Linked DNA regions of Homo sapiens: region 2 is linked to region 1. Evidence: chromatin contacts called from ENCODE Hi-C data. All regions are on one chromosome and are shown on one strand. The core of a region is the stretch at or near the end of the contact, and the rest is flanking DNA. Distances in the headings are between cores, read along the strand shown.

Region 1 (5,986 bases), core at 1,471-3,970:
AAATAGATTGCAACATTTTTCCATGACACTCAATTTTCTTCTAGGCCTTCAATTTTCTCTTTCTTTGAAAACCTATTAGAGAATAAATGAGAATATCAAGTGGAGTAAGAATGGCAGAATTATGCACTTGGGCCCTTCCCACCTGCATTTGTAGGGTTTTCCCTGGGCATTCTGAGTGTTTATGTAAACTGAGAGAACCTCAGTGTTACCCACTTGTAACTGAGGTTCTCTTGGTTTACATAAGCACTCAGAATTCCCAGGGAAATATGAGGTTCTGCCACTTGTTTCTTTTCTTTCCCCATTTGGTTAAGACTAGGTACAAACACATAGTCAATGATAATAAATTAATTAAGCTACACTGAATTAAATGGAAATAAAATATACTGAATTGAATTGAACTGTAAAGAAAACAAAAAAAGAGGTGTAATATTAGTCTGCACTAAATCCAGGACGAAGAGTCTCCCAAAACAAAATGTGGCAGGTGATTTTAAAGAAGATTTGTTTTTACTCTCAATAACTTCCGAAAAGCAGTAAAGAAAAACATCCTCCAAATGTTTAGAGGTTTCTCTCTTCATCCCACACCAGGTCTTTAGATCTTTAAAGGGAAAAAAAAAAGTTTATGACAAATGATTTATTTTGCTAAAAGAATAAAGTTAATTTATATCTCCAAAGGGCATTATAGATGAAATTGCAATATTTCCATGTTCCCAAAATTTTTACTCTTTTTTTTCCACTCTAACACTACTCCCAAAGAAAAAACTATTGCCTTGAAAGTTTTTCAAAATATCCTATCACCCTACCTTTGTCCTTGGTCATTTCCAACCATGCAGAGCTTTTAATGTCAGGACCATCAACATGAAAATGCATGGCTATTATCAAAAGATGTTTTTCTAAGCCTACATATTCACTGTAAAGCATCCCAGAATCCTCTAGAGTGAATGTTAATAAGCACAATAGAGTTGGAATTGATGGTCTTGAACTCTTACCTTTCTACACTGATCTTCAGGAACTGTAATGTGAAAAGCACAAAGCTTCCCTCAACAGCTACTATACAATCATGGTAGTGTTAATAATAACAACTATCAATCAATTATACAAGCTAGACTTGATTCCATCATTTAACTCTTATGACCAACCACACTCTGTGAAAGAGACTCTTAACATCTGAACCATATAGATGAGCAAAGGGAGGGTTTAACGACTTGCCTAAGAGAACAAAGACAGTAACTGATGGAGCCAACAATGATATTCTTGCTTCTGACTCCAAAATCCACACTCAAGTTTTGTGCCTGAAACCCTATCTCTCTTTGAGAGAGAATAAGAATAATATTAGCTATCATTTATTAAGCCTTTCTGAGTAGGCCCTACCTTACTTGTTGCTTATAGATATACTCAATTTGAACTTATTCCACATTAGCATCCAAAAAATGCCACATCATTTATTAGTCGAAATCGAGTAAAGTTCATCTGTGAGCCCACAGTGGGAAGAATGGCAGGAAGCCCAGTGGATGTCATTAGTGAGGGGCTCCTCCTCCTCTCTACACTTAAATAAGCACACCATCATAGTTCCTGGCCCAGAACATTTGGGAATGAGCCCTGTAGACATCACCTTGTCTATGTTACTTCTAAATTGTACTGCCCAGGGTCTGGCCTCTGTGGGTTTGCACCTGGCCACACCCTATCCAGGGTAATACATGTCAACAGTGCCCAGGCCTCTGCCATTTTCAGAAACCCCAAACCCCTTTTATCTTCCAAGGCAGATAAATACCCAGCATCAGTGTATATGCCAGTGTTAGGAAACCAGTCTTCTGGGGTTAGTGCTGAAGAACTAACACCTTCTACCATAAAGGCCTGAAAGAGCTACTTTAGGAATTTGAACACACCAAAGGAATCTTCCATCCACCATGAAAAGAAAAAAGAAAAAATATGTATGTGTAAAGGAACTACATTATGCCATACACTTTGCCATGTCCTGCTGTACTTCGCCTACAAAACTGCAAGGTAAAGATTATTATAATTGGTTTTTAAGATGAGTAAACAAAAGATTAGAGAAGTTTTTTTTTTTAAAAAAGTCCCTAAATTGTACAGCTATTTCACTCTTTGCAGACAGCCTGAGGAAAACTTTTAGCTAATCTTAATAATAATTACCATTTCTTGGGCTCTTAGTCTGCACCAAGGCAGTATACTAAGCACTTTATATCCATTAGTTTCCATAACAATTCTATAACTTACTTCATTATCTCCACCTAAGAATGAGAACCACTGGAGCTCAGAGAAGCTAAGTCTTTTGCCCAAGCCACACATCTGGGAATGAGGGAGTCCAGATGTGAGCCTCTATGTTAGAAGTCAAAGTCGGATTCTTAACCCCAGCACAGCACAGCCTCCCCTCAAGGCTTTCAAGGGGAAGTGTGGCCCCAAAAGGACTGCGACTGTAGGGGAGATAGGTGGATAGAGCAGGCAGGGAGAAAAGTGGAAAATACCAGCTAGTATTCCTGGTACTCTCTGCACCTTACCACTGGAGCCCAGGGTACTCATTTTACAGGAATGACTCACAGGACAAAAGAGCAGAGGCCTTGCTTACTTTGTTTTGCAAACCATACCCTGTAGAATGAGAATAATTATTAGTCATCTGCAGGCCTTGTGATGCTTGTAGCTTAGTCATTGAGTAACTATTATAGATCACACATTCCTATTCCTTTGGATAGAGTCTCAAGCCACCTACACAATCCTTAAACAACTTCTCAAAGTCCCTTGAGCTGGGGGTGGTGGAAGACACACTCTCCAGAAGCTATGCATTCTTCCTACTGAGAGATGGACACCTTGTGGCCAGTAGCATAATGAGAAGTCTTTCAGCAGAATGAACAGGCATCCCTCTCCTGCTTTCAATGACCCACACACTCTTCAAATTGTCCTTCCAGCAAGAAAAGATACTCCAAGCAGTTTTAAGTCTTCCTTGGGGGCATAGGAGTTTCATGTCAACTAGGTTTGGTTTACATTTATGAGAGATGCTGCCTTATGTGAATGAGATAGGAAAAGAAAATACAGCAGGCATATGAGTGAGTAAAGGTACCAAATTCTAATAAAAATGATATGAACACATATGTGGATGTCCATACGCGCACACACACACACACACACACATACACACCACTTAATACCTTAATGAAAAGAGTCACAGCAATCTGGTGAATAACTTACTTATTTTGTTTTCCATTTTGAATTCTAAGAGTGGAGCTACTGAGATGACTAAAACAGTTGCTGTCCTTAAAGAACTCAAAGCTTAGTGGGAAGACAGAAACAACATTAATACAATAAAACCAAAGAGGTTATTATGAAAGCTCAGAGGAGAAACATCCAAACCAAATGGAGTTGAAGGTTAGGCAGAGGATGAGAAAGATTTCCTTGAGGCGATGAGAGCAAAGCTGAGCATTTTTTAACACACACCTGTCCAAAGTAGAAGCTGTTAATGCAGTACCCTGGCAATCTAGATGAGCTGGCCCCATGATTGAGGATATCATTCACATATACTATAGCAGTAAAGATGCTTTGAGATTTAAATAATTGAAAGCTTAATATCAACTCATTTAAACAATGAGGAATAATTCTGCCACATAACAAGAGGTGTAGGGAGGCTTCAGATATAATTTATCAACTCAAAGACATCATTTGAAACTCAGTTTTTTCCCCCATTATTCTACTACGAAATCCCAACAGATTTTCCTAACTGTCTTCTGGATCACAAGGTTGCTGCTGCAGTTCTGGACACCACGTGCAGACACAAAAATATTCAGCAAAAGAAGATATCTTTTCCATGTAACAATTTTTTATGAACAAAAGTATTCCCAACAGCTTCCCAGCAGGTTTCCCCCTCATATCTTATTGGTCATAATTGGGATACTATGATTGGATTACTAAGAAGTGAATAGAGGGAGGCTGTGATCTCCCCAAGAAAGGCTTGGAAAGCATGAAGAGGGAGAAGTATTTGTTGACTAGGTAGATACATTTTTTGGTACATTGGGAGTGGGATATGTGGGAAAACAAACCTATCAAACATGGTGCAAACCAAACTCTTCCCATTGGAAATTCTGACGGAACACTGTCTCTGAATTGATTGACTTATTTGAGGGAGTGTGCCATACTCCTGTAAATGGGGCTGTATCAAATGCTAAGAATTCCAGGTCTAAGCAGATAGAGCCAGAGGACTAGTCTTGGTACCATAGAACTTTTATGCTAGAAATGACCAAGAGGTGATGATTTTAGAGATCTGAAAACTGCTCTGCCATTTACTCAATACATGCTTTGTCCTGGCCTTTGCTGCCTGCTGTAAAATGCTTTGCCCATCTGCAGCTTTGGGCCAAGACTGGATGCTTTTCTGAGGGTCCTTCCAGCTCTGAAAGTCATGAATCATCACGATACGTGATGCAGAAAGTCTGATTCATCATGATACGTGACGCAGGTTCCTAATATTCCTCATCACCAGCACTTTATGATATTTCATATTGTTTTTAGCGATCTCACTAGAATGAAGATTCTTGAGTCAGCCTAGCAGATAACCAGACAAATTGTTGGTACTCTAAAACAAAAACAAAACAAAACAAAACACTTAAATTGGTTTTATGACAGAAGAGCTGAAAAGTACATGTGATCTTTCATTTAGTAGCAGCACTCCTGGAAAATCATCTTATATAAATTATTTGAATTTTTAGAAAAACTTGAAGCACATTTTCATCAAAATGTTATTGATCAGGTGTGAAAAGTACAAAACAACTAAATATCCAACTCTAAAGCCTTGTTTATATTAAGTGTGGTATATTCAATGAGTGGATTATAATCATGAAATGTAAATTTTAGAGACCTTATAGCATGTAAAAAAAAAAAGTTACATGTTACAAAGTAAGTGAAAAGTGGTACTAAGTTTTATTTACACTATACTGATAATTATGTAAACCAAACAACCCAAGCATTTAGAAGGGAAGAAAAAAAAACTTAAAGGAAAAAGACAAAATGGTGCATAGTAGCTGCACTGAGAAATAACTCAAAGGTCAATTTTTTTCTTTCTATTTTTTTTGACACTCCCAAAATGTTTATAATGAGTACGCACTGGTTTTATCATGGAGAAACACAATAAAAATCACTGATGGATTATTTGATTATCTTTATTAACTCAGTCTTACCTATTACTGTTGTTGACAGGAATAAATCCAGGTGTTTAAGAATGAATTTCATTGGCAGAGCTTGATATTCCAAACCTTGCTTCATGTTATCAAGCTTTCCTCCCAATCCAAACTTCTCTCTTATTACGGTTCAAACGACAATGCACAAAACTCTTTGCAGAACCTGATCTGGCCCTCCCATCTCCCCATCACCACCCCCTGCTTTTGTTATACCAATAATTCTTCCCAAGGTGCCCTTTCTTCTTTATTCCACTTCTCTCTACTGGCCAATATCAGAAAGCTCAGCTCAAACACTCAATACCTTCCTGAATGATCTTAGGCAAATTATTTCACTTCTCAGAGTTTCCACTTCTAAATTTCTATAAAATGGAAATGATTTTTAAATTGCTTTTTCTCACTACTATTACACAAAAGTTACTGTACCTGGCACATAGTAGGAAAACACACACAAAAATAGAAAGGGCAGCTTTTCCTCTGAATCCCTCTATCCCCAATTTATAGCTGTCTCAGTGCCTGGCACTATAGAAATAACTTAATTCATGTTTATTGGATGAAAAAAATGCCACTAGTGCTGCTACCAGGCCCTGACAGATAAGGACCTGTGGCTGTGTGATTTTTAGATGACTTATCTACATAAGAAAGCACAAAGTAAGAAAGTAGTCTAAAAGAGAGCTTCCTTCCCACATAGAGAAAGAGCTTTATTGACTTTGGTCAGAAACGGACTCTGGAAAACCGCCTGCAGGCATCTCTGTAAGTATTCGCCTACAAAGCAAAGAATATCAGAAAATAAGACGGAAAAATTTCTCATCCTT
Region 2 (5,986 bases), core at 2,085-4,584, 820 kb before region 1:
ATAGATAGTTAGGCTTGAAAAAAAGTTGTTTGAAATAAATGTATAATTACACATCCTGATGATTTCTTATAGCCCATATAGAGTCATAAGAATTTTATTGTAGCTTATTTCTTCAATTTTATCTTAGTCAGCTATTTATGGACATGTTCTAGAAAATGTGGATGGCCTTGAAGGGAGAATGGAGATTTAAATACAATTATTTTGATTAAAAATTTTCAGTACAGTTGTGAAAATGACCCAGCAAACAGGAGATTGCAACCCAGTGTAGACAGTCCTACACTCAGGGCAGCTCAGCAAGCTGAGGCAATGCTTTAATGAACAAATGGAGGGTCAGAGAAAGCTCCCCAGAAAGGATGAAGTCACTGCCCATCTTCTCTGATCCTGATGACCTTTCTTGAAGGTAACTCCTTTGTTCCAATGGAAAATGCCAGCAAAACTTTTCCATAGGGTTCAGAGAGGTATTGCATCAGCAAAGCATTAGCACAGGTCAAACACTGCAGAGACTTCTTAATCACAGTAACAGCTCTTTGGGGTAGAGAGTATCATTATACTCATTTTACCCAGGAGAAAATAGAGGGTAAGTGAGATTAACTGACTTTGCTGAGGACACACAGCTGGTGAGTGTGAGTCCTGTCTGTCTGGCTCCCAATGCAGTACTCTTGCCTACTAAAGGCAAAATCAAATCAACAAACCCCAAACTTCTGCTTACAATAAAAGCGCTCTAAAAATCGGCCCCCAATAATCATTCTTAAACACACACACACACACACACACACAGTAGTGTAATGGTATTGATGGTAAGAATAACAGCATTACCTCTTAACCAGGCTGCCTGCTTTTAATCTTGATGGAAAGTCTCATATTTACCCCGTTAATGCAGCTTGTGAAGAGCTCAGAAATGTGAAGTAGCTTGTCTAAGGCAGGAAACACACCCAGGAGCAGAGCTGGGTCCAAATGGAGGTCTTTGATCCCGGGTTTGATGCTCATTCCTCTACATGGGGGGTCTCCGAGTTTAGAAATTAATATTCTAATTATTCTTTTTAAAAATATATATACATTTATGGGATACAAATGCAGATTTGTTACATGGATATATTGCATAGTGGATAGTGGTGAAGTCTGGGATTTTGGTATAACCATCACCCAAATAGTATACATTGTACCCATTAAATAATTTCTCATCCCTCACCCACCTCCCAGCCTCCCACCTTTCCAAGTCTCCAGTCTATTATTCCATGATCTGTGTCCATGTGTACACTTTATTTTGATTCCCACTTATAAGTGAGAACATGTGTTATTTGACTTTTGCAGCAACATGGATGAAACCGGAGTCCATTTTTATCTTAAGTGAAATAACTCAGAAACAGAACGTCAAATACCACATGGTCTAATTACTCTTTATCACTATTTTCACATGCTCTGTACAACAGTAATGTATTTTAATTGTGTTGCGAATGGAGACAGGTTAACATAATTAAACATTGCTTCTTTCCTTACCTGGCTTGCTGGGAACATTATTGGGAAAGAAGCTGGTTCAACACACAGATACATTTTCTTTTTTTTTTATTATTTATTTATTTTTTAATTATTATTGCACTTCAAGTTTTAGGGTACATGTGCACAACGTGCAGGTTAGTTACATATATATACATGTGCCATGTTGGTGTGCTGCACCCATTAACTCATCATTTAGCATTAGGTATATCACCTAATGCTATCCCTCCCCCCTCCCCCTCCCCCACAACAGTCCCCAGTGTGTGATGTTCCCCTTCCTGTGTCCATGTGTTCTCATTGTTCAATTCCCACCTATGAGTGAGAACATGCAGTGTTTGGTTTTTTGTCCTTGCGATAGTTTACTGAGAATGATGGTTTCCAGCTTCATCCATGTCCCCACAAAGGACATGAACTCATCATTTTTTATGGCTGCATAGTATTCCATGGTGTATATGTGCCACATTTTCTTAACCCTGTCTATCATTGTTGGACATTTGGGTTGGTTCCAAGTCTTTGCTATTGTGAATAATGCCGCAATAAACATACGTGTGCATGTGTCTTTATAGCAGCATGATTTATAGTCCTTTGGGTATATACCCAGTAATGGGATGGCTGGGTCAAATGGTATTTCTAGTTCTACATCCCTGAGGAATCGCCACACTGACTTCCACAATGGTTGAACTAGTTTACAGTCCCACCAACAGTGTAAAAGTGTTCCTATTTCTCCACATCCTCTCCAGCACCTGTTGTTTCCTGACTGTTTAATGATCACCATTCTAACTGGTGTGAGATGGTTCTCATTGTGGTTTTGATTTGCATTTCTCTGATGGTCAGTGATGATGAGCATTTTTTCCTGTGTTTTTTGGCTGCATAAATGTCTTCTTTTGAGAAGTGTCTATTCATATCCTTTGCCCACTTTTTGATGGGGTTGTTTGTTTTTTTCTTGTAAATTTGTTTGAGTTCATTGTAGATTCTGAATATTAGCCCTTTGTCAGAGGAGTAGGTTGCAAAAATTTTCTCCCATTCCACACAGATACATTTTCTATAATGCTTGAAGAGAAAGTGTAGATAATATGAGAGGACTTTTTAAAGCAAACCTCAGTTGGGATACAGCACATGATTAATAACCTAAGAAATGGAAATGTCAAGTTTATCATCTAAATATTAGTCAGCAGACTTGAATTTGTTTTGGAAAAGGATCAACAGTCATGCATGACGCAGAAGATAGGCACCTCTGACACCAAAATTCCCCTCTAAATATCAAGATCTATTCAAACAAGACATTCAGAAGCACAGGCAGGATAATTAATAATCCATTACATAAGTAGCATTTGCTTATTTTAATTACTAGGAACTTCAGTTAGGTCTCTTCCATTGTAAAATGAAAAAAAAAAAAACCACAAAACAAAAACATAAGCCTGTTTCTCAGGTAATGATTTGTGGTTGATGTTCTTAGAAGTCCTAGCACCTGGCAATGACTCAGCGCTCAGGTATAGGCCAGCAATGGGAGGGGAGAGAGCAACGGGAGGGGCACATAGGGTCGAAGCAAACTCTAGTGCTAAAACAAAATCCTGAAATCCAAGTTCCATTCTCTGCTTAAAACCTGTCACTCTTTTGCTTTGTTTTCAGAGAAGTGTTTGGATTTCTTATACTACTTACTACGTTATTTATGATAGGTGCTTTTTTTGTTGTTGTTGTTTCCACTTCAGACACATCTATTACCACTCTTCTCTTATGCCTCTTTGTGCTTCACCTGCATGAAATTCCCTGGGTTCTCGGGTTGTTTCATGCTATGACTTGCCTTCAGACTTTTGCTCATGCAGATTCTGCCTGAAATTATCTTCTTTGCTTATAAACTATTTAGAGCTGGCTCTTAGATCACCTGCCTGGGAAACCTTCTCTCATTTCTGCCTCATCCACCTGTCACACGTGGGCTGTGTCAGTGGCCTCTTCTCCAAGGAGCTAAAACATTCTGTTTAGCTGTTATCTGTACCTGAGAGAAAGACCCTCCCTGGAAAAATGACTGTCTTACTTTTCCAAGAATTACAGATGGATTCTTACACAGCCTTTCTTCTGTGTCTAGGAATCTCAAAAAGACAATCTACCAGAGAAGTGACTTGGACCAAAGAGTAAACGAACAAAATTAAAATAATGTAAAATGTTCTACTGGCCTGTTGGTAGTTAAGAGTTGACCAGTGGGAGTAGATGGTTCTGTACTGCACCTTGTTTCTCATACATCACCAGTGATACAGGACAGAGTCTGAAGGGAAATGGCCATTGCTCTTCTAATGTTGAAAGATGATATGATCAATATGAGCAATAACAATTGTGAAAATATTCCTGCTCCCAGGAATATTTTTATTCCTCTACTTAGGATGGATTCAGATTGTATTGTGTTTGAAAATTGATGCTTACCCCTAACAGGTGTGTGTGTTTGTATATTTTCTTGACCTAACATCTATTTATTTGGTGATTAAGAAGAATGAGGGGGTTTCTTAGTTGGTTTGAGTTGCAATAAAAATATCATAGACTGGGTAGTTTATATACAACAGAAATTTATTTCTCACAGTTCTGGAGACTGGGAAATCCAAGATTAAGATGCCAATCAATATCTTTCCTGGTGAGGGCTTGTTTCCTGGCTTGCAGAAAGCCGACTTCTTGTTGTGTCCTCACATGATGGAAAAAGCAAGGATCTTTCTTGGGCATCTTTTATAATAGCACTAATCCCAATAATGAGGATTTGATCCTCATGACTTAATCCTTTCTTCTAATATCATTACCTTGGGGGCTCAGATTTCAACATGTGACTCTTGGGAGAACACAAGAAAACATTCAAACCATATTGGGAGCATTGCAGCACCTCTCCTGGGAGAAGAGAATTTGAAGGGGCTGAACAGTTTTGATAAATGTATAGGGCCAGAATTGGTGTTAAAATATTTTGCTGAAATATTAGACTGAAAGACTTAGACTCTGAAAAATGTAGTTCTGTCTCTGCAAATAGGTGAAGCACTGTCAGGGTACAGATTTCTGGTCCAGACCAGCCCTGTGGATAGGAGTTAGGCATCAGCACTGAAGGCTTTGAAGAAGGTGGTACTCTGACTGGAGTGGGGCACTATAGATTGATAAGTTGTCTGGGAAATCTGAACAATCAACATTTCTTATAGTTTCCTTTTGTATGATCAGGATATTCACTTATTGAGCCACTGCCCTTTGGAAGACATTGTGCTAAGTGTTGGGATAAAGGGTAGATAAGGCAGTAAAATGCTTTTCCTAATGTGATTTAGAAACTTGGTAGGGCAATGCACACAATAAAAACAAATGCAAAGAAATAAACATGACAATTTCAGATCATGACAATAGCTATGATGAAATAAAAGTGAGTTTTTTGTTAGCACCTCATGGCATGGGGGTGGGGGACAAATTGGATAGTCAGTTAAGTGGGGGCATTTGAGCCGAGACATGATATAAGGGTGCCAGCCAAGTGAAGGTCTTGGTGGAGTAAATTTCAGATAGAAAAAAATAACAAATGCATAAACCCAAAGGTATAGAACCAAGCTGAACATCTTTTTTTTTTTTTTTTTTTTTTTTTTAATACTTTAAGTTCTGGGATACATGTGCAGAATGTGCAGGTTTGTTACATAGGTATACATGTGCCATGTTGGTTTGCTGCACCCATCGTAATCTACATTAGATATTTCTCCTAATGCTATCCTTCCCCTTGCCCCCCAGCCCCCGACAGGCCTCAGTGTGTGATATTCCCCTCCCTGTGACCATATGTTCTCATTGTTCAGCTCCCACTTATGAGTGAGAACATGCGGTGTTTGGTTTTCTGTTCCTGTGTTAGTCTGCTGAGAATGATGATTTCCAGCTTCATCCATGTCCCTGAAAAGGACATAAACTCATTATTTTTTGTGGCTGCATAGTATTCCAGGGTGTATATGTGCCACATTTTCTTTATCCAGTCTAACATTGATGGGCATTTGAGTTGTTTCCAAGTCCTTGCTGTTGTGAATAGCGCTGCAATAAACATAAGTGTGCATGTGTCTTTATAGTAGAATGATTTATAATCCTTTGGTTATATACCCAGTAATGGGATTGCTGGGTCAAATGGTATTTCTAGTTCTAGATCCTTGAGGAATCACCACATTGTCTTCCACAACACTCCCACCAACAGTATAAAAGTGTTCCTATTTCTACACATCCTCTCCAGCATCTGTTGTTTCCTGACATTTTAATGATCACCATTCTAACTGGCATGAGATGGTATGTCATTGTGATTTTCATTCACATTTCTCTAATGACCAGTGATGATGAGCATTTTTTTCATGTTTGTTGGCTGCATAAATGTCTTCTTTTGAGAAGTGTCTGCTCATATCCTTTGTCCACTTTTTGATGGGGTTGTTTGTGTTTTCCTTGTAAATTTAAATTCCTTGTAGATTCTGAATATTAGCCCTTTGTCAGATGGGTAGATTGCAAAAATTTTCTCCCATTC

The links. Hi-C counts contacts between places; a loop is a spot of excess contacts on that map.
Region 2: a loop to region 1 is called in a map of PC-9, with 7 times the contacts of the local background. The contact joins two enhancer-like sites. A Hi-C loop is called at or near these places in 2 of 168 maps with a recorded cell type or tissue (PC-9 and mammary epithelial cell).

The regions. Positions count from the first base shown.
Region 1 is chr4:13,904,170-13,910,155 of GRCh38, reverse strand. All of the region lies in intron 3 of LINC01182 (long intergenic non-protein coding RNA 1182), which reads right to left. All of the region lies in intron 3 of LOC107986182 (a long non-coding RNA gene), which reads right to left. Among named protein-coding and RNA genes, the nearest start is that of LINC01085, 200 kb to the left of the region's middle. RefSeq lists enhancers at 1,991-3,190, 3,885-5,084. Within about 2 kb of position 2,720, at least 7 of the 41 ENCODE cell types and tissues checked have a DNase peak (open chromatin) inside an H3K27ac peak, as active enhancers do; they include PC-9 and mammary epithelial cell, where a contact is called at or near this core.
Region 2 is chr4:14,723,944-14,729,929 of GRCh38, reverse strand. The region is part of intron 2 of LINC00504 (long intergenic non-protein coding RNA 504); the gene reads left to right. Among named protein-coding and RNA genes, the nearest start is that of LINC00504, 160 kb to the left of the region's middle. Within about 2 kb of position 3,334, at least 3 of the 41 ENCODE cell types and tissues checked have a DNase peak (open chromatin) inside an H3K27ac peak, as active enhancers do; they include PC-9 and mammary epithelial cell, where a contact is called at or near this core.